Regions from separate parts of the Homo sapiens genome. Here region 1 is linked to region 2. Evidence: read pairs that join two places in POLR2A ChIA-PET (ENCODE). Cell type or tissue: Caco-2. All regions are shown on one strand. Links, peaks and the distances in the headings refer to the core of each region. The heading gives the core; the rest is flanking DNA. Region 1 overlaps MMP15 (matrix metallopeptidase 15). Region 2 has its middle 28 kb from the start of CFAP20.

Evidence for each region. Peaks named below come from ENCODE experiments on the same cell type or tissue, not always from the same donor. Only the 100,000 strongest peaks of a DNase experiment are listed, where the experiment ranks them.
Region 1: POLR2A ChIA-PET joins it to region 2 with 6 read pairs; 5 of 35 experiments call an interaction of 5 or more read pairs at or near these places.

What each region holds. Positions count from the first base shown.
Region 1 is chr16:58,045,335-58,054,213 of GRCh38, reverse strand. It overlaps MMP15 (matrix metallopeptidase 15), which reads right to left. Exons shown (of 10, transcript NM_002428.4): 10 at 7,313-8,879. The coding sequence ends at 8,768. Among named protein-coding and RNA genes, the nearest start is that of MMP15, 24 kb to the right of the region's middle. In Caco-2, for the core only: no CTCF peak of the experiment used is centred there; DNase peaks (open chromatin) are centred at 4,213 and 6,503.
Region 2 is chr16:58,097,012-58,105,948 of GRCh38, reverse strand. No RefSeq gene overlaps it. Among named protein-coding and RNA genes, the nearest start is that of CFAP20, 28 kb to the left of the region's middle. RefSeq lists enhancers at 6,942-7,442, 7,443-7,943. In Caco-2, for the core only: a CTCF peak has its summit at 8,551; a DNase peak (open chromatin) is centred at 8,558.

The DNA of each region.
Region 1 (8,879 bases), core at 880-8,879, 52 kb after region 2:
GGAGGCCGAGGTCAGGAGTTCGAGACCAGCCTGGCCAATATGGTGACACCCTGTCTCTACTAAAAATACAGAAATTAGCTGGGTGTGGTGACATGAGCCTGTAGTCCCAGCTACTCAGGAGGCTGAGGCAGAAGAATCGCTTGAACCCAGGAGGCGGAGGTTGCAGTGAGCCGAGATGGTGCCACTGCATGCCAGCCTGGGTGACAGAGCGAGACTCTCTCTCTCTGTCTCTCTCTCTATATATATATATACATTAGTATATCCTCATAAGGAAAAGCCTGGAGGATTTACATTAAAGTGTCAAGGATGTTTGGTGGGAGAGTAGAGATTGCTCGCATTTTTCATGGTCTTTTTTGCCTTTTCTTTTTTGAGACGGGGGGTCTTGCTGTGTTGCCCAGGCTGGAGTGCAGTGGCGCAATCACAGCTCACCACAAACTCAAACTCCTGGACTCACGTGATTCTCCCACTTTGGCCTCCTGAGTAGCTGGGACTACAGACACATACCATCATGCCCAGCTAATTAAAAATTTTTTTTTTTTGTAGAGATGGCGTTTCGCCGTGTTGCTCAGGCTGGTCTCGAACACCTAAGCTCAAGGGTTCCTCCCGCCTCAGCCTCCCTTAGTGCTGGGATTACAGGCATGAGTCATGCCCGGCCATTTCTGGCTTTTTTGTGGCTTCCTCACTGTCTGTGGTGGCTGACCACGTATTTCTTTATGTAATCTGAAAAAGCCCATGTGGCCGGGCGCGGTGGCTCACGCCTGTAATCCCGGCACTTTGGGAGGCCGAGGCGGGCGGATCACGAGGTCAGGAGATCGAGACCACCCTGACTAACATGGTGAAACCCTGTCTCTACTGAAAATACAAAAAAATGAGCCTGGCCTGATGGCGGCAGGCGCCTGTAGTCCCAGCTACCCAGAGGCTGAGGCAGGAGAATGGCGTAAACCCGGGAGGCGGAGCTTGCAGTGAGCGGAGATCACACCACCACACTCCAGCCTGCGAGACAGAGCGAGACTCCGTCTCAAAACAAACAAACAAAAAAGCCCACGTAACAGTTAACTTGATGTCTCCTGCCTCGCCCCACCCCCTACCTTCCACCCTTTGTCTACTTGATCCCCAGGGGCTCTTGCGAAGAGCAACTGTGGGGTTGTGCCAGAGACCCCAGAGGGAACCCTGGTTCTCAGTATACTTTTGACGGATGAAGAGATGGGCGCCTTGTGGTCCTGGAGTTTGGCAAGCTCCTGAGGAGTCTTAGGTGGCCAATAAAAATGCCTGAAGGGAGGCTTGAATTTGGAACTCAAGCTACCCTAGGACATCGTCAAGGCAAAAATTTAAAAACCAAACCAAACTGGGGCCAGGCATGGTGGCTCACACCTGTAATCCCAGCAATTTGGGAGGCTGAGGCAGGCAGATAACTTGAGGTCAGGAGGTCAAGACCAGTCTGGCCAACATGGTAAACCCCTGTCTCTACTAAAAATACAAAAAAAAAAAAAAAAGAAAGAAAGAAAGAAAATTAGCCGGGTGGGCATGGTGGCGTGTGACTGTAGTCACAGCTACGCGGGAGGCTGAGGCAGGATAATCACTCGAACCTGGGAGGTGGAGGCTGCAGTGAGCCGAGATCGTGCCACTGCACCCCAGCCTGGGCAATAGAGTGAGACTCCATCTCAAACAAACAAACAAAAAACAAACAAACAAACAAACAAAAAAACTAAACCAAACCAGAACCTGACAGCTCACACTGGCTTCAGAAAGTGAGTTGATCAGTACATGAAACTGCAAAGTCGGGCCACGAGCCTTTAGGCACGGCTGGATCCAGGTGCTCAGATGATCCCTTTCCACAGCTCTGTGCCACTTCAAGGCTCTGTTTTCTTCTGTACTGGCTTCACTCCGGGGCAGGCTCTCTCCCTGTGGGGGCAAGATGACCTGTCAAGGGCTCCAGGCTCACATCCCAGGAGCTCAGCAATCCCAGTGGACACAGGTTTCTCTCTCCCAGGGGCTCCAGGAAAAGTCCCAGGGAGGCCCTGATGGGCTAGGCTTGGGTTTCCTCCCTACCCCTGCACCAGGCACTCGGGGGCTGCTGGCTGGTCCTGGGGCACAAGCCCATCCAGCCATCACTGGGTGAGCAGTCAGCTCTGCCAGAGTCCATGCACTGAGAAGGAGGGGGGGTTGTTCTTACAGGACAACGCAGGGGCCACTGGCAGAGGGAGGGGAGGCCAAGCAGAGCTCCTCCTCACTAGCCGCTGGAAACTCGTGCTCCAGGAAGCACAGGACTGCCCTTTATCAGGAAAGCTGAATTAATCACAACCCACTGCCCTTGGTTCTGCAGAAGAACAGATGAGGGGGGGTCCTCCATGGGGGTGGGGAGGTCAGGGCTTGGGGGGTAAGATAGGGGAGGGTGGGAGGAGAGTCCTGCCTGGGGATCAGAAGACACAGTTCAAACAGTAGGTGACTATGGCCTCATCAACCCCCTCTCCAGGCCTCAGTATCCCCATTTGTAAAGAGACATTGATTGGGCTGGAGTCTACAGGTTGTAGGATAGTGCTGCATCACTGGCTCAGAGGAATTCCTTCCCTCCTTCCTTCCTTCCTTCCTTCTTCCTTCCCTCCCTCCGGCCTTCCTTCCTTCTTTATTCCCTCCCTCCCTCCCACCTTCCCTTCCTCCCTTCCTTCTTTCCTTCCTCCCTCCCTTTCTCCTTCTTTCCCTTCTTCCTTCTTTCCATCCCTCTCTCTCTCCCTCCCTTCCTTTCTTCCTCCTTCCTTTCCTCTCTCTCTCCCTCCCTTCCTTTCTTCCTCCTTCCTTTCTTCCACCAAAAATGAAATTCTAAGCCCCCTCCCCCCAGTCATCTGAATGGGCTCCCTCCTTTTGGCCAAAGGCACTCCAAAGTTAACCTGAAAAACTGCTAGAGGCCATGACGGAAAGGGTGGGGGGGTCGGACATGCCTCCTTATACCCTTTTCCCTTTTGGAATTCAGGAAAAGCCAACCAGCATTTAGCATCAACATAGATCTCAAGTCTGATTAAAAAAAAAAAGTTTACAATCCACTGTCTCGGAAAGCCTGCTACCTGGAGGCTTCATCTGCATGATGAAACCTTGGTTTCCACAACCATTTATTGCAACCCAGACATTCCTTTCTATAGATAATAACTCTTTCAACAAATTGCCAAGCAGTAAAATTTAAAATCTATGTATAACTTGGAAGCCCCCACTTTGAGCTGTCTTGCCTTTCTGGACCAAACTGACGTTTATCTTAACTGTATTTGATTGATGTTTCATGTCTCCCCAAAATGCATACAACTAAGCTGTGCCCTGACCACCTTGGGCACATGTTCTCAGGGTCTCCTGAGAGCTGTGTCACAGGCCATTGGTCACTCATATTTGGCTCAGAATAAATCTCTTTCAAATATTTTTAGTTTGACTTTTTTTTTTTTTTAAGACAGTCTTGCTCTGTCACGAAGGCTGGAGTGCAGTGGTGAGATCTGGGCTAGCTGCAACCTCCGCCTCCTAGGTTCAAGCAATTCTCCTTGCCTCAGCCTCCTGAGCAGCTGGGATTACAGGCGCCTACCACCACACCCGGCTAATTTTTGTATTTTTAGTAGATACTGGGTTTTACCACGTTGGCCAGACTGGTCTTGAACTCCTGACCTCAGATGATCCACCTGCCTCGGCCTCCCAAAGTGCTGGGATTACAGGCGTGAGCCACCATGCCCAGCCTTTCTCTCTCTCTGTTTTTTTTAATCTCTCTTTTTTTTTTTTTTTTTTAAGAGTCGAGGTCTTGCTCTGTCACTCAAGCTGGAGTGCAATGGCATGGTCATAGTTCACTGTAGCCTCGAATTCCTGCCTCAACCTCCTGAGTAGCTGGGACTACAGGCATGCACCACCTTGCCCTGTTTCTGAACAGTTTTAAATGGAATCCAGTTGATCCCATTAAGAAATCATGCTGTGACCCGTGTCAAGAGGGGAGTAATATTATTTGTCCAAGAGAGGCCTCTGAGCTTGACTGTCAGTGGAGGGGAGTTGCAAGGCTATTTCTGGCGAAGACTGGAGTGGGTGAAAGACGTTGGGGGTGGGAGGTGTCAGAGGTGCTTGGAGAGGAAACCTGAGCTTGGGGCTTGGACCCAGAGTCTGGGAAGAAGGGCAAGTGTTTCGGTGAGGGAGGAGCTGGGGCAGGGCAGCCCTGTCCCCAGGGCCCAGTGGGGTGAGGCCTCGGCAGCTGGGAGGGAAGCGGGTGGGACAGGAATGTCCCTCTTCCCAGGCACCTGTCCTCAGGCTGGCCGACCTGTGACCCCATCCCACAGGCAGGAAACAGACACCACCCCAGTGCCTACCAGGTACCTGCACTTAGAGTAAGGATATTGGTAATGAACCATCGAGAGCCTTTCACAAGCCAGGAGCTGTTCTACGTGTTCCTAAGCATCAGCTCCACCAAGCCACATGATGGAATAGGCATGCCTGCGTGCCCATTGTACGGATGGGGAATCAGCTTAGTGAGGTGGAGGTACTTGCCCAAGGACGCACCCCCACCCTGAGTGATGGAGCCATGGTCAGTGTCTGGGTGCCTGGAACAAGGGGCAGGCTGGGCTAGAGCTGAGGAGATCCATGTGCTGTGGAGCCAGAGGCAGAAGGAAACAACAACCTTGAGGAAGGCAGGCAGGAAGCTGGGAGGCGGAAGCCACACACTGGGTCTTGAAGGGTCTATGCCATTTGCACAGGATGAGATGTACAGGGAAAAGTTTTCCAGGGGAGGGAACAGTGTAAGGAAAGGCATAGAGGCAGGCAAGTGCAGGGGACATTTGAGACAGGGCGAGAAGCCTGGCAGGGGCCTCTGCCAGCACTTTGTGGGTCATGAGGCCACTTGAGAAGTCAGCTGAGGGTGGAACTGCTGCGTCTTGAAAGTGCTGTGAGGCTTAAAATCCCCGGCATTTACCGAGGTAGCCGAGGGGGGCTGTCCCCTACCTCCCTGTGTGGTTCCTCAAATTGTCAAGGGTAAGGAAGAAAGTCTGGGAGCTGAAGTCCCCAGAGGCAGGGCTGGAGGGTGTGGAGGGGCTCCTCTGGGACCTACACGCAGGACCCCACTGTGGCCTGGGCACTGTGGATGCGCAGGAAGCCGGCATTCCTTCCCGTGAGCTGGAGGAGAATGGCCTCTGTGTGAGCCACAACAAAAAGGCTTTTCTGCCAAGTTGAAGGGGGAGAAAGCAGCCAATTCAGCCCCTGCCCCGGCCTGAAAGAAGGCTCTGTTGGTGGCCCTGGGGTCTTCGATGCATAGAATGTGCGGGGAGGAAGGCTGATGGGCAGGGGCCACCTTGCCCCTGTCCCGATGCTCCGGCAGCACCAGGGTCGGGTAGAGCTGGACTGTGGTGCAAGTTGGTCCAGCTGGGTCCTAATCCTGGCATGGCCATTTCCTAGCTGTGTGACCTTGGCCAAGTCACTTCACCTGAGCCTCTGCTCTCCTGAGTAAAATGTAGATGGGGAGCTTGTCAGCCTTGGGGTCACGATCACACATTGAGCACGTGCCCGGTGCCAGGCCCTTGCCTGCAAGGTTGCCAACACCTTGCAGCCACCCAGCATCCTCTGTCCACCTCCCACAGGCTGCAGCACCAGGGCTCAGGCACTGGATGTTTTAGACTCTAAAACTCCAAGCCTTGCAAATGCAGGAAAATAAAGTTATAAGGAAACATGTCAAATTGTCAACACAGGCTGAGAGATTATGGCAACTGAGACTTTTCTTCTTTTTGCTTATCTTTAATGTCTTAGTTTTTGCAGCTGGGAATTAGTAAAAATGTAAAGGAAAAAAGGATGCTGAGGGAATGGGGGCTGTGAGGGGCCCAAGGTGAGTTTAGGTTACAGTCACATTAAAAGACAAACAAACAAAAAAACGATTTAAAGGTGCAGGCTCCTGTTTAATCCCGGGGAGAAGGGACGGGGGTTAGGCCTCAGGCAGGCCTGGGATCTGGGCTCTCTGGACGTGGGGGAGTCAGGGCCTAGCTGCCCCACCCACCCCTCCTCATGCAAAGCCCCCCCGCAAGGATAGATAGATAGGGCTCTCGGATGGGCCGTGCCTTCAGCCACTGGGCCTCTGAGATTTTAGCAGCAAGCTTGGGGGAGGAAGCCTCTTTAGGCAGTTTCCTGAGGAGGTGAGGCCTCTGCCAACTCTCTCCCCTGGCCTTGGCTCTGAGGAAGGGCTTGACTCAAGGCCTTTCAAACTCTCCTCTCATCCCTGGGCCCCGACACTGCCCTCCACCTGCCCGGTGACCTCTGGGCTTTTGGGGGGCCCTAGGGACTCAGGTAGGAGGCAGACCTGGGAGGGACCCCGTGGCTTCTGCCACAGGGAAGCTGACAAGATGGCGGCTGCTTGGAATCCCCCCTGCTGCCACCAAGGCCCCTGTGGTGGGGGAGCTCACCGGCTGTTTCCTAGATGAGCCTGAGAGGCCTTCGAGGTTTCCAAGGGCCAGCACTTCCTACTCTCCCCAGCCAGTTTCAACACAAAGAGAGGAAGGGGCGGGACGGGATGGGACTGGTTGTGGGAGTGGGAGCTGGGCCTGGAACAGGCGGAACGACCCTGCCTGAGGACTTGCAGAGGCCTGGCCTGCTCCGTGGTGGGGGTGCGACCCCTACTGCAGCAAATCATCACTTTCCTGAGGGCCCAGGCTAGTACCTAAGAGGCTTGGCCAAGAGCATGGATGTGGGGGCTAAGGAGGACCTCCCGGGTCCACAGCCATGCTCAGACTCAAGGGACGGTGACACCTCAGTCTCCTGCCCTCCTGGGGTATCACTTGCACCCTGCACAGGCCTGGGTGGGATTTTCTGCTTCTCAAAGATGAAAGGGCAGGTCTTGGGTGCCTGCCACTCTGAGCAGCATGTGTGGGGAAGGGAACTTTTGGAATCAAAGTGCCACCATTTCCCATCTCTCTCTGTGCCTGGCTCTGGGCTCCCGTCAGTGCTCAGAACCCAGCCTGGGAGGACTGGCCTGGCTCTTCCTCCACTCCTAGACGGGGAGGGCTTGTGGCAAACTCAGTTGTCTTTTCTCAGCAGGAACAAACGGCAAACTAACTCCATGCTCCCTCCCTGCCCCACCCCGGCAGGGTGACCCCAGGTGCCCTGCCTCTCCCTCTTCTGGACTCTTGAGGGCAGCCCTAAGCTCTGCCCCTCCCAGGGCATAGTTTCCAAGGGCCATCGGGAAGGAGCCCCCATGGAATTGGAACAAGGTCTCCTTGGCATTGAGGTCAAGCCCCCTAACCCTAGCATGGGCTGGACCCCCACCACCTGCACGCCCTTCCAGCTGGAGGTTCCAGCCCAAGGCCTTACAAACAAGGACACATTTGCCGGCTGTACAATTTATTCAGTGCACATTATTTACAGAAATAAATGTATGGGGGTGGACACGGAACCCCCGCAGCCCCACCCCTTAGCTGGCTCTCCGGTTCTGCAGGGGGCAGAAGCTGCCGGACCCGCACTTGGTGCCAGTGCACAAGAAACCACTCGCAGAGGCCAGCAGAATCCTTCCCCCTCAAGTGCCTTGGGGATCCTGGGTGGCAGACTCCACTCGCTCAGGGCCATGGGGAAGTAGAGCCAGCTGTACAGTACCATTTCCCACAGCAGCCACGGCCTCTTGCTTGCTTTGGGAAGGAAAAGAGGAAGGAGGCATCTGTCCTCAGGGCTGAGCACAGGAGGGCAGCCTCTTAGGCCACAATGGGCTCCTTCGTGGGGTTCACAGTCTGATGCGCGGCTGGCCTATCCCCACCAGTGTCTCTCCTCCCAGGACCCTGGGGGCACAGGGAGCTGGAGGGGAGGAACCCCTCATGCCCAGTGCCTGACACTGTGGGCACCCATTCACGGCCATCCACTGCCCAGGCCTAGGCACCCACCAGCCCCCTCTCCCTGGGGCTCAGGACACTGGCAGCTGAAGCCCAAAGGAGCTGGAGCTCAGACCCCTGAGGCTAGTGGTGTGAGTCGGAGAGGGAGGGAGGAGGCACAGGGAAGGAACAGAGGGTTCTAGCTCAGGGAGGCATCTCTGCCAGGGGCGAGGCTGCTGCTTCCCTGGGGAGAGGGGCCCTGGCAGACTCCCTTTGGTCCGTGGTGAGGCAGGCCCAGGGCCCTTTCTCCAGAGAGGGAAGGAGGTGTGGGCCCAAGGGGAGGTGGGAGCTGGGGGCTGCTGCCGGGGGTGGGCTGGGTTCTCTGGCACAAGGAGCCAGGGTCACTGAGGCTGTCAGAAGTGGACTGCGAAGTCCACTGGATTGGGAAGGAACCAAGCCTCAATGGGGACTCAAGGGCCACGGCCCACCTCCCTTCCAGGTCCCCTTTGGCCTGGGGCTGCCCCTGGGTGGAAGGCTCTTCCTAAGGCCCAGAGAGACTCACTTGGGAAGGAGGGGACCAGGGGGGCCAGACAGTCTCCAACTGGGCAAAGAGAGCCTGGCAGTTACAGCCCTGGGGTTCAGGCTGAGGAGGTGCTGCTCTTCCAATGTGGGCCTCTGCCCCTCTGCTCCCCTGGCTGTGGCCAAGCCAGAGGATGATGGGGGCCTAATTCCCTGTCTGGAGCAGAACTACATTTAGAAAATTCTAAACACCCTGCCCCAGTCGGGGAAACAGAAACAAATGGTCAAGTAAGGTGCCAAAAACAAAACAAAACAAACACCTGGACATAAATAATGAGGGCGGGGCAGACAGGGTGTGTGAGGGCTGAGAGGGGCCCCTACCTGGGGGCGGAGGGAGCCCCTGGGAGCCATCTCAGAACCACAGGCGCCCCCTGAGCACCGTTAGCAGGAGCGCTGGGTGGTCAGACCCACTCCTGCAGCGAGCGCTTGCAGTAAAGCAGGACACGTGGCGCACCCTTGCGCTGCATCTGCACCAGCGCGTAGGTGAGGCCCAGGACGCAGAGCAGCAGCAGC
Region 2 (8,937 bases), core at 720-8,719:
TGCTCTGAACCCAAAGCCCCTTTCCTAACTCCACCCCAAGGCCACCACCACCCCAGGAAATCCCAGCAACCTCAAATAAGGATGTGGAGGAGGTGGAGCTTCCTGAGGCTTCATGGCATTCAGTGACACAATCTTTCCTGCCTTGTCTGTAAAACTGTAACAAGGAGTACACGGGCCATGCAAATCCCCCTGCAGACAGAGGAGGGGCCAGGCTGCTGGCAATTTTCTTCCTTTCTTCCTTTCTTCTTTTCTTCCTTTCCTCCTTTCTTTCTTTGTTTTCTTTCTTTCTTTCTTTTTTTGAGACAAGAGTCTCACCCTGTCGCCCAGGCTGCAGTGCAATGGCGTGATCTCAGCTCACTGCAACCTTCGCCTCCCGGGTTCAAGTGATTCTCCTGCCTCAGGCTCCTGAGTAGCTGGGATTAGAGGCGCGCACCACACCTCTAATTTTTTGTATCTTTAGTAGAGATGAGGTTTCACCATGTTGGCGAGGCTGGTCTCGAACTCCTGACCTCGTGATCTGCCTGCCTCAGCCTCCCAAAATGTTGGGGTTACAGGCATGAGCCACCGCACCCAAGCGGTTTATGAGCCATTAAAACACAAAGTAGATTTTTTTTTTTTTTTGAGACAGAATCTCGCTCTTGTCACCCAGGCTGGAGTGCAGTGGTGCCATCTCGGCTCACTGCAACCTCCACCTCCTGGGTTCAAGTGATTCTCCTGCCTCAGCCTCCCAAGTAGCTGGGACTACAGGCACTCGCCACCACGCCCAGGTAATTTTTTGCATTTTTAGTAGAGACAGGGTTTCACCATGTTGGTCAGGATGGTCTTGATCTCTTGATCTTGTGATCTGCCTGCCTTGGCCTCCCAAAGTGCTGGGATTACAGGCATGAGCCACCACGCCCGGCCAAAACACAAAGTAGATTTTTAATTCATGCCATCTAATATGGTAGCCATTAGCTGTGTGGCTACTTAAAATTTATTTTCATTTATTTATTTATTGGAGATGCAGTCTCGCTCTGTCACCCAGGCTGGAGTGCAGGGGCATGATCTCGGCTCATGGCAACCTCTGCCTCCTGGGCTCAAGCGATTCTCCTGCCTCAGCCTCCTGAGTAAGTGGGTTTACAGGCGCCCGCCACCATACCCAGCTAATTTTTGTATTTTTAATGGAGACGTGGTTTCACGATGTTGGCCAGGCTGGTCTCGAACTCCTGACCTCAGGTGATCCTCCCACCTTGGCCTCTCAAAGTGCTGGGATTACAGGCGTGAGCCACTGCGCCCAGCCTTAAATTAAGATTTTATTAATTAACTTTAAATAAAATTTAAGATTCAGTTCTATCATACTAGACACATTTCAAGTGTTCTGTAGCTACACATGGCTGGCGACCTCCACATTGGGCAGTGCAGGTAAAGGCAATTTCTACTGGACAATGCTGTTTTAAATGCTTGCGTTGAATAAAATGAGATGTTATCACTACCACCAAAAAAAATGCAATGTAGTATAATGGTGACCTTAATAAGATGATTTGAGCAGGCTTCTCAAACATTAATGTGCACAGGAATCACCTAGGGATGTTATTAAAATGCAAATTCTTATTTTTTTTTTGAGATGGCGTCTCACCCTGTTGCCCAGGCTGTAGTGCAATGGCATGATCTTGGCTCACTGCAACCTCTGCCTCCCAGGTTCAAGCAATTCTCCTGCCTCAGCCTCCTGAGTAGCTGGGATTACAGGTGCCTGCCACCATGACTGGCTAATTTTTTGTATTTTTAATAGAGACAGGTTTCACCATATTACCCAGGCTGGTCTCGAACTACTGGCCTCAAGCAATCCACCCTCCTCGGCCTCCCAAAGTGTTGGGATTACAGATGTGCACCACCAGGCCTGGCCTTAAAATACAAATTCTGACTCAGCAGGTCTGGGATGAGACCCTAGATTCTGCATTTCTAATGAGCTCATGGGTCATACCCACACTGCTGGTCCATGGACCACTCTAGAAGGAAGAGATTAGAAGATTCATTGAAAAACAAGAGAGCCAGGCATGGTGGCACATGCCTGTGGTCCCAGCTACTCAGGAGGCTGAGATGGGAGGATCACTTGAGCCCAGGAGTTTGAGGCTGCAGTGAGCTCTGATTGTGCCACGGCACTCTAGCCTGGGTCATAGAGTGAGACCTCATCTCTAAAAAAATCAAAACAGGCGAGGAGCGGTAGCTCACACCTGTTATCCCAGCACTTTGGGAGGCTGAGGCAGGTGGATCACCTGAAGTCAGGAGTTCAAAACCAGCCTGGCCAACATGGCAAAACCTCATCTCTACTAAAAATATAAAAATTAGCCAGGTGTGGTGGCGCATGCCTGTAATCCCAGCTACTTGGAAGGCTGAGGCAGGAGAATCGCTTGAATCTGGGAGGTGGAGGTTGCAGTGAGCCAAGATCGCGCCACTGCACTCCAGCCTGGGCGACAGAGTGAGACTCTATCTCAAAAATAAATAAATAAATAAATAGATAACACTTAAGGTGCATTATAGGCATTGAGCCTCAGGAATGGGGCCCGAGTTGAGACCTATGTGACGAGTGACGCACATTACCTTCTTTGGCTTTGACAGGATGCCTTGGCCACTGAGTAACCTCACTCAGACACGATGTCTCATATCAGGCCTGTTGTGAATGACAGGCCCAGCACAAGAGCCCTTTTGCCACACTGATAGGCCCTGACAGTCAGGGACAGCTCCCCTGCCCTCTCCCACGTTGGGGCCTCAGGAGGCCCTAACTCCCCGGGGACCGAGGGGGCCTGCAGTGACAGCTGCCTGAGACAGCTCTGCTCAGACGCTGAGCTGGATGCCTTGTTTCAGCCTCCCCTTTATTTCCTGTCTTTTTTCAAATGTAAAAATAGGAAAGCACAAAGTACCCTCATTCCCACGACCCCAAATTACCATTGTTAGAATTTTTCATGCACCGCTCAGTTCTGTGTATGTCACTATAGTCTGTCAATTTGTTGACCCCCAATGAATGCGGCCTCTTAGTATTCTTGTCTCGCCTCATGTATTTCCCCTTGAGCTTGGGCTGGCCCCATGACATGCTTAACTACAGAACGTGGCAGAAGTGACATTCCGTGCCAGGTCCCAGCCTAAGCCATCAGGAGGCCTAGCAGCTCCTGCTTTTGTGTTCTCAGAAGCCCTGAGCAGCCACATCAGAAGTCTGGCTAGCATAGGCCGGGCATGGTGGCTCACACCTGTAATCCTAGCACTGTGGGAGGCCAAGGCCGGAGGATCACTTGAGCCCAGGAGTTTGACACCATACTGGGCAACATAGGGAGACCCCTGTCTCTACAAATAATTTTTAAAATTATTATTTTTTTTACAAAAATTAGCCGGGTGTGGTGGTGTCCTCCTGTAAGCCCAGCTACTTGGGAAGCTGAGGCATGAGAATCGCTTAAACACAGGAGGCAGAGGTTGCAGTGAGCTGAGATCGCTCCACTGTACTCCAGCCTGGGTGACAGAATGAGACTCTGTCTCAAAAAAAAAAAACAAACAAAAAAAAAAACGGCCGGGCGCGGTGGCTCACACCTGTAATCCCAGCACTTTGGGAAGCCGATGCGGGCTGATCACGAGGTCAGGAGATCGAGACCATGCTGGCTAATATGGTGAAACCTCGTCTTTACTAAAAATACAAAAAATTAGCTGGGCATGGTGGCGGGCGCCTGTAGCCCCAGCTACTCGAGAGGCTGAGGCAGGAGAATGGCATGAACCTGGGAGGCAGAGCTTGCAGTGAGCCGAGATTGTGCCACTGCATTCCAGCCTGGGCGACAGAGCAAGACTCTGTCTCAAAAAAAAAAAAAAAAAAAGTTACCCAGGTGTGGTGGCATGCACCTGTAGACCCAACTACTTTGGAGGCTGAGGTGGGAGGATCACTTGAGCCTAGGAAGTTGAAGCTGCAGAGAGCTGTGATCGTGTCACTGCACCCCAGTCTAAACGACAGAGTAAGACCCTGTGTCTAAAACAAACAAACAAACAAACAAACAAAAAAAGAAGTCTGGCTACCTTAGACTTACCCTAGAGATCATGTCAGGAGACCACAGGGAGAGGCATGTGGAGAAGAAGAGGGAGGCCCGGCTTCAGCTATCTGTGAACACAGGTACACGGGTGGTCATCAGCCAGCCCAGCAGAAGGACTGCCCAGAGAGTTCAGCCAAAAGGGAACTGGGCATGGTGGCTCACGACTGTAATCCCAGCACTTTGGGAGGCCGAGGCGGGTGGATCACTTGAGATCAGGAGTTTGAGACCAGCCTGGCCAACATGATAAAACTTCATCACTATTAATAAATATATATATACAAAAATTAGCTGGGCGTGGTGGTGCACGTCTGTAATCCCAGCTACTCAGGAGGCTGAGGCAGGAGAATCACTTGAACCTGGGTGGCAGAGGTTTACAGTGAGCCGAGATTGCACCACTGCACTCCAGCCTGGGTGACAGAGTGAGACTCCGTCTCAAAAAAATAAAACAACAACAACAACAAAAAAAAAAAAAAAAACAAGGCCAGGTGTTGTGGCTCACACCTGTAATCCCAGCACTTTGGGGAGGCCGAGGTGGGCAGATCACCTGAGGTCAGGAGATTGAGACCAGCGCCAACATGATGAAACCCTGTCTCTACTAAAAATACAAAAATTAGCTGGGCATGGTGGCATGCGCCTGTAATCCCAGCTACTTGGGAGGCTGAGACAGGACAATTGCTTGAATCTCGGAGGCGGAGATTGCAGTGAGCCGAGATTGTGCCACTGCACTCCAGCCTGGGCAACAAGAGTGAAACTCTGTTTCAAAAAAAAGGGAAGAATTGGGAGCAAATACGATGGTGGTGGTTTCAAGCCATGAAGTTTCAGGTGCTTCCTCAGAGAGCAGCTGATTACAAAAACCTGAGTGGCTCAGGTCCTAGAGGAGCACCCAGTCCCCTCGTCTCAGTACCTGCCCCTTCTCCTCAGACCCCAAGTGTCCTTGAGCAAGGAGAGGAAAAGATGCATTAAAGGACAGTCTGGAGAAAGCAGGTAATATTTATTCATTTATTAATGTGTATCTCATTTCAGTTCCTAAAAGGATATGAGGTTTACCAAAAGTGCATATAATGTGAAGTTTTCCTTTTTTAGAGACAGGGTCTTGCTCTGTCACCCAGGCTAGAGTGCAGTGGCACGATCACAGCTCACTGCAGCCTCAACCTCCTAGGCTCAAGCGATCCTCCCACCTCAACTTCCTGAGTAGCTGGGACTACAGGCATGCACCACCATACTCGGCCAAGTTTTTTAAATTTTTTTTTGTAGAGATGAGGTCTTGCTCTGTTGACCAGGTTTGTCTTGAACTCCTGGCCTCAAGCAACCCTCCCACCTCACCCTCCTAAAGGGCTTTGATTATAGGCAGGAGACACGTCGCCCAGCCGATGTTTTCTTAAAGCTAGAAGGATGAGGGGGAGGAAAAAGGCTCAGTAAAGGCAGGAAGGTCAAGGACTACCTGCCAGGTGGAGGTCTGTTTTGATGCCACCTCTCTTCATATGTGCTCGGGAGGTGGCCTGAAAATGTGGCCCTGAAAACCCTTGTGACCCGGAGGGAGAAAGTGATCAAGCTTTCCCAGGAAAGGGACAGGGGTGTCATCCTCACCCAGGGAAGTGTTCCCCTCTAGAAATACAGTTAGAGAGAGTGTGGGGGTGGGTGAACTGTGTGATTCTGGACTTTGGGTGGTGGTGTGGAGGAAGGCTTTGTGGAGGAAGGACTAGGAGGTGTGGCACCAGGCTGTGGGGGGAAGGAGAACCAAGTGGAGCGAATCAAGAGGCCCAGGCTCGGGACAGCCAGCTTTTGGGTAAGCAGGAGCACGTGGTTCCCTCCCATCGATTTCCAGGCTGCAGCCCCAGGCTTGGAGGCAGGCGGGTTCCAGCCACACGTGGGCCAGGCTGGGGTGCTAGGGTAGGGGAGGCTGCACCCTCCAGATCCCCTCTTTCACCTTCTCCAGCTCCAGGGGGAGAGGAACTTTTTCCAGAAGACAGGGCAGCCCTAGACACAGGCTCCTCACCCCACGTCGCTGCCACCTGCTCCAGCTCCGTGGGCTTGGGGCTGTGGGTGGGGGGTTCTCTCCTTCCATCCCCAGCTCTAATCCCTTGCAGCTGTTGTCCTTCTGGGGAAGACAGTTGTGTCAGAGTGGAGGGGAGTAGTTATTTTGAGTTGATCACTAGCTTCCAACTGGGACACATGGATGGCCTTGTCGGGCCCAGCAGTGGGGTGAGCCTGACGAGGGCAGCCCACATGGCCACAGGGGTTGCTGGGGAGCAGGAGGCCACCCTGGCTGCAATGGGGGCTGCAGAGGATAGAGACGGGCCAGGGAGGCCAGAGGCCAGAGGTGTGAAATGTCGGAAATAGATCTGGTGTCCTGAGCATGGGATGGTAAAGTGGGCACAGCTCCCCGCACTGGCCCCTGTGCCACTGGCAACAGTGGAGAAGGAAAAGAGGTCCCTGAGACTGAGGCTGGGCTGCTGGGGGAGGGTAGTGTCTCTCCTCGTAAGGGGCTGGCTAGGCAAGGGTGGTGATTGTCCCCCTCTTCCAGGCAGGCCCTGCCCAACACCTTCTTCCATCCAGAAGGCAGGCTTAGTGGAGGCCTTACACCTCTGATGGCGCAGGATCATTGCAGGGCAATGAACCAATGGATGTGCCCTTCTGAGTGGGAAAAACCAAGTGGCTCAGTGGCTCAGCCCTTCCCTTCAGGGCGTGATGACTTGGAATAAACCTGGCTCCAGTGCTTACCAACCTGAGCTCTGAGACCTGAGGATGTGACATGAACCTCACTGTGCTTTCCTGTTTCACAGAAATGGGAATAACAGCCACGTGCACCTTCCTAGGGCATGGCGGGGATTCACTGATAGCAGATGGAACAGCCTTGAGGCAGGAGTCAGTCCACAGTGAGTGTTGTCATGGTAACTGTAGTTGTCATTGTCTTAGGGTCCTCATGTGGTCCTTGTGGTTGGCCTCCTTCTTGGGCCCCCAACTGTGTCTCAGCTGCATAGAAGGGTTTTATGGCGAGGAGAGGAGAAATGAAGAAATCTTCACCAGGTGGGAAGACTGAGGCTCCTAGAAACGTGGGGAGGAGAGAAGAGTCTCCATGGACTGTCTGCCCCGGGAGGGCAGGGCCGCATCTGTTTCTTCCCTGCTGGATCCCCTGCCCCCAGGACAGTGCCTGGCACAGGGATGAAAGAATGAGTGGATTTCTGAGTGAATCACCCTGGGGTGTGGACCTGCCCTGGGCTGCTGGCTGAAGACGATTGCATGATGATCTCCTGGGCTGGCCAGTGCCAGGCCACGGCTGTTGGATTCCTCTCTCTGGAATTTGAAGAGGAAAACAGAGATGAAGAAGAGGAGAGCCGCGGGGGCTCTGGAGCAGAAGTGAGAAAGAGTCTGACGAGCAGAGGGTGGAGTAGGCCTGTCCAAGGGGAGGCCACACACAGGGCGAGAGTGGCAGCTCCTGCCCCTCTCAGTCTCCCTTCCAGCTCCCCAGCACCTGGAGTGGCCAGAGGAGGGAGTGGGAGAGGAGGGAGTTGCACCTGCTCTCATCCTGGAGCCCCCCCACCGTGAGTGTCCATTCCTTGTTGTTCACTGGTCCCCTCAGTGAGCAAACAGTGAGCCACTGCTGTGTACTGGCTGTGCTGCTAGGATCTGGGGCTGAGCCATGGGCACTGCAGAGTAGCTTTCCTGTTGAGTGGGAGTCCAGAGAGGGGCTTGTAACCCCACCTTCATGGGGGCAGGTGAGAGGAAAGAGGGAGCGCTTCTCGGAGGAAGCCATGTCTACTGTCTGCACTGAAAGCTGAGGGATGGGTACAAGCTGACCAGGGAAAGGAGGTGAAACACATTTCTAGGCAAAAGAAACACCATGGACAAAGGCCTGGAGGGGCCGGGTGCTGTAGCTCGTGCCTTTAATCCCAACACTTTGGGAGGCCAAGGCAGGTGGATCACTTTAGCTCAGGAGTTCGAGACCAGCCTGGGCAACATGGTGAAACCCCATCTCTACAAAAAATAAAATAATTAGCTGGATGTGGTGGCATGCCTGTAGTCCCAGCTATTTGGGAGGCTGAGGCGGGAAGATCACTGGAGCCTGGGAGGTCAAGGCTGCATAAGCAGTGATCACGCCACTGCACTCCAGCCTTGGTGACAGAGCAAGACCCTGTCTCAAAAAAAAAAAAAAAAAAAAAAAAAAAAAAAAAAAAAAGAAAAGAAAAGAAAGAAAAAAGAAACAAAAAGGCCTGGACCTGGAGAGGCTGGAGACAGCCTGGCCAGTTTGAGGGAACTGCAAGAAGTTCCTGTGGCTGGAGCAACGGGTGGGTGGGGGCTGGTGAGAGATCGGGTGAAACGGGGCAATGAATGGTGTCCCCACTCTGGGGTCAGAGCCTGCTTGTGCCAGAGGGTCCAACCCGGCAGCACAGGGGGCGGATGCACCTGAGTGAGTTGTCTTCAGGGCAGAGCCAAGGGCCAGGCCCAGCTGGGCCCCATCTCCAGCCCTTCCACTAGCTGGCCGTGCAGCCCCTGGCCGCTCAGTGCTGCCCCCTGTGGCGATTTCCCCATCTGCACCGGGAAGGGGCTGCCTTGCTGTTCTCTGAAGCCCTGTTCTTGGCTCAGAAGGGCCCTTTGGGCACTGTGAGGGCTGCCGGGGGATGGGGGTGGCAGGATGGAGGGGGCCATGCCAAGTAGTCTGAGAGAAGGGGGTAGGTAGCCCCCAAGGGGGCACCAAGCTTGGCCTTTGTAAGGAAATCCCCTTTTCCAGGGGCCGGTGCAGTCCAGTCGGCTGCTGTCAGCATCACTCTAGACCCTTCCATAGGCTTGGGAGAGATGAATTCCACATGGCTCCTGGCCTGGGTGGCTTTGCTCTTCCCCAGGGAGACCCTCCCCACCCATGGAGGAGGACATGGGCCCCCTGCCTGGCTTTTCA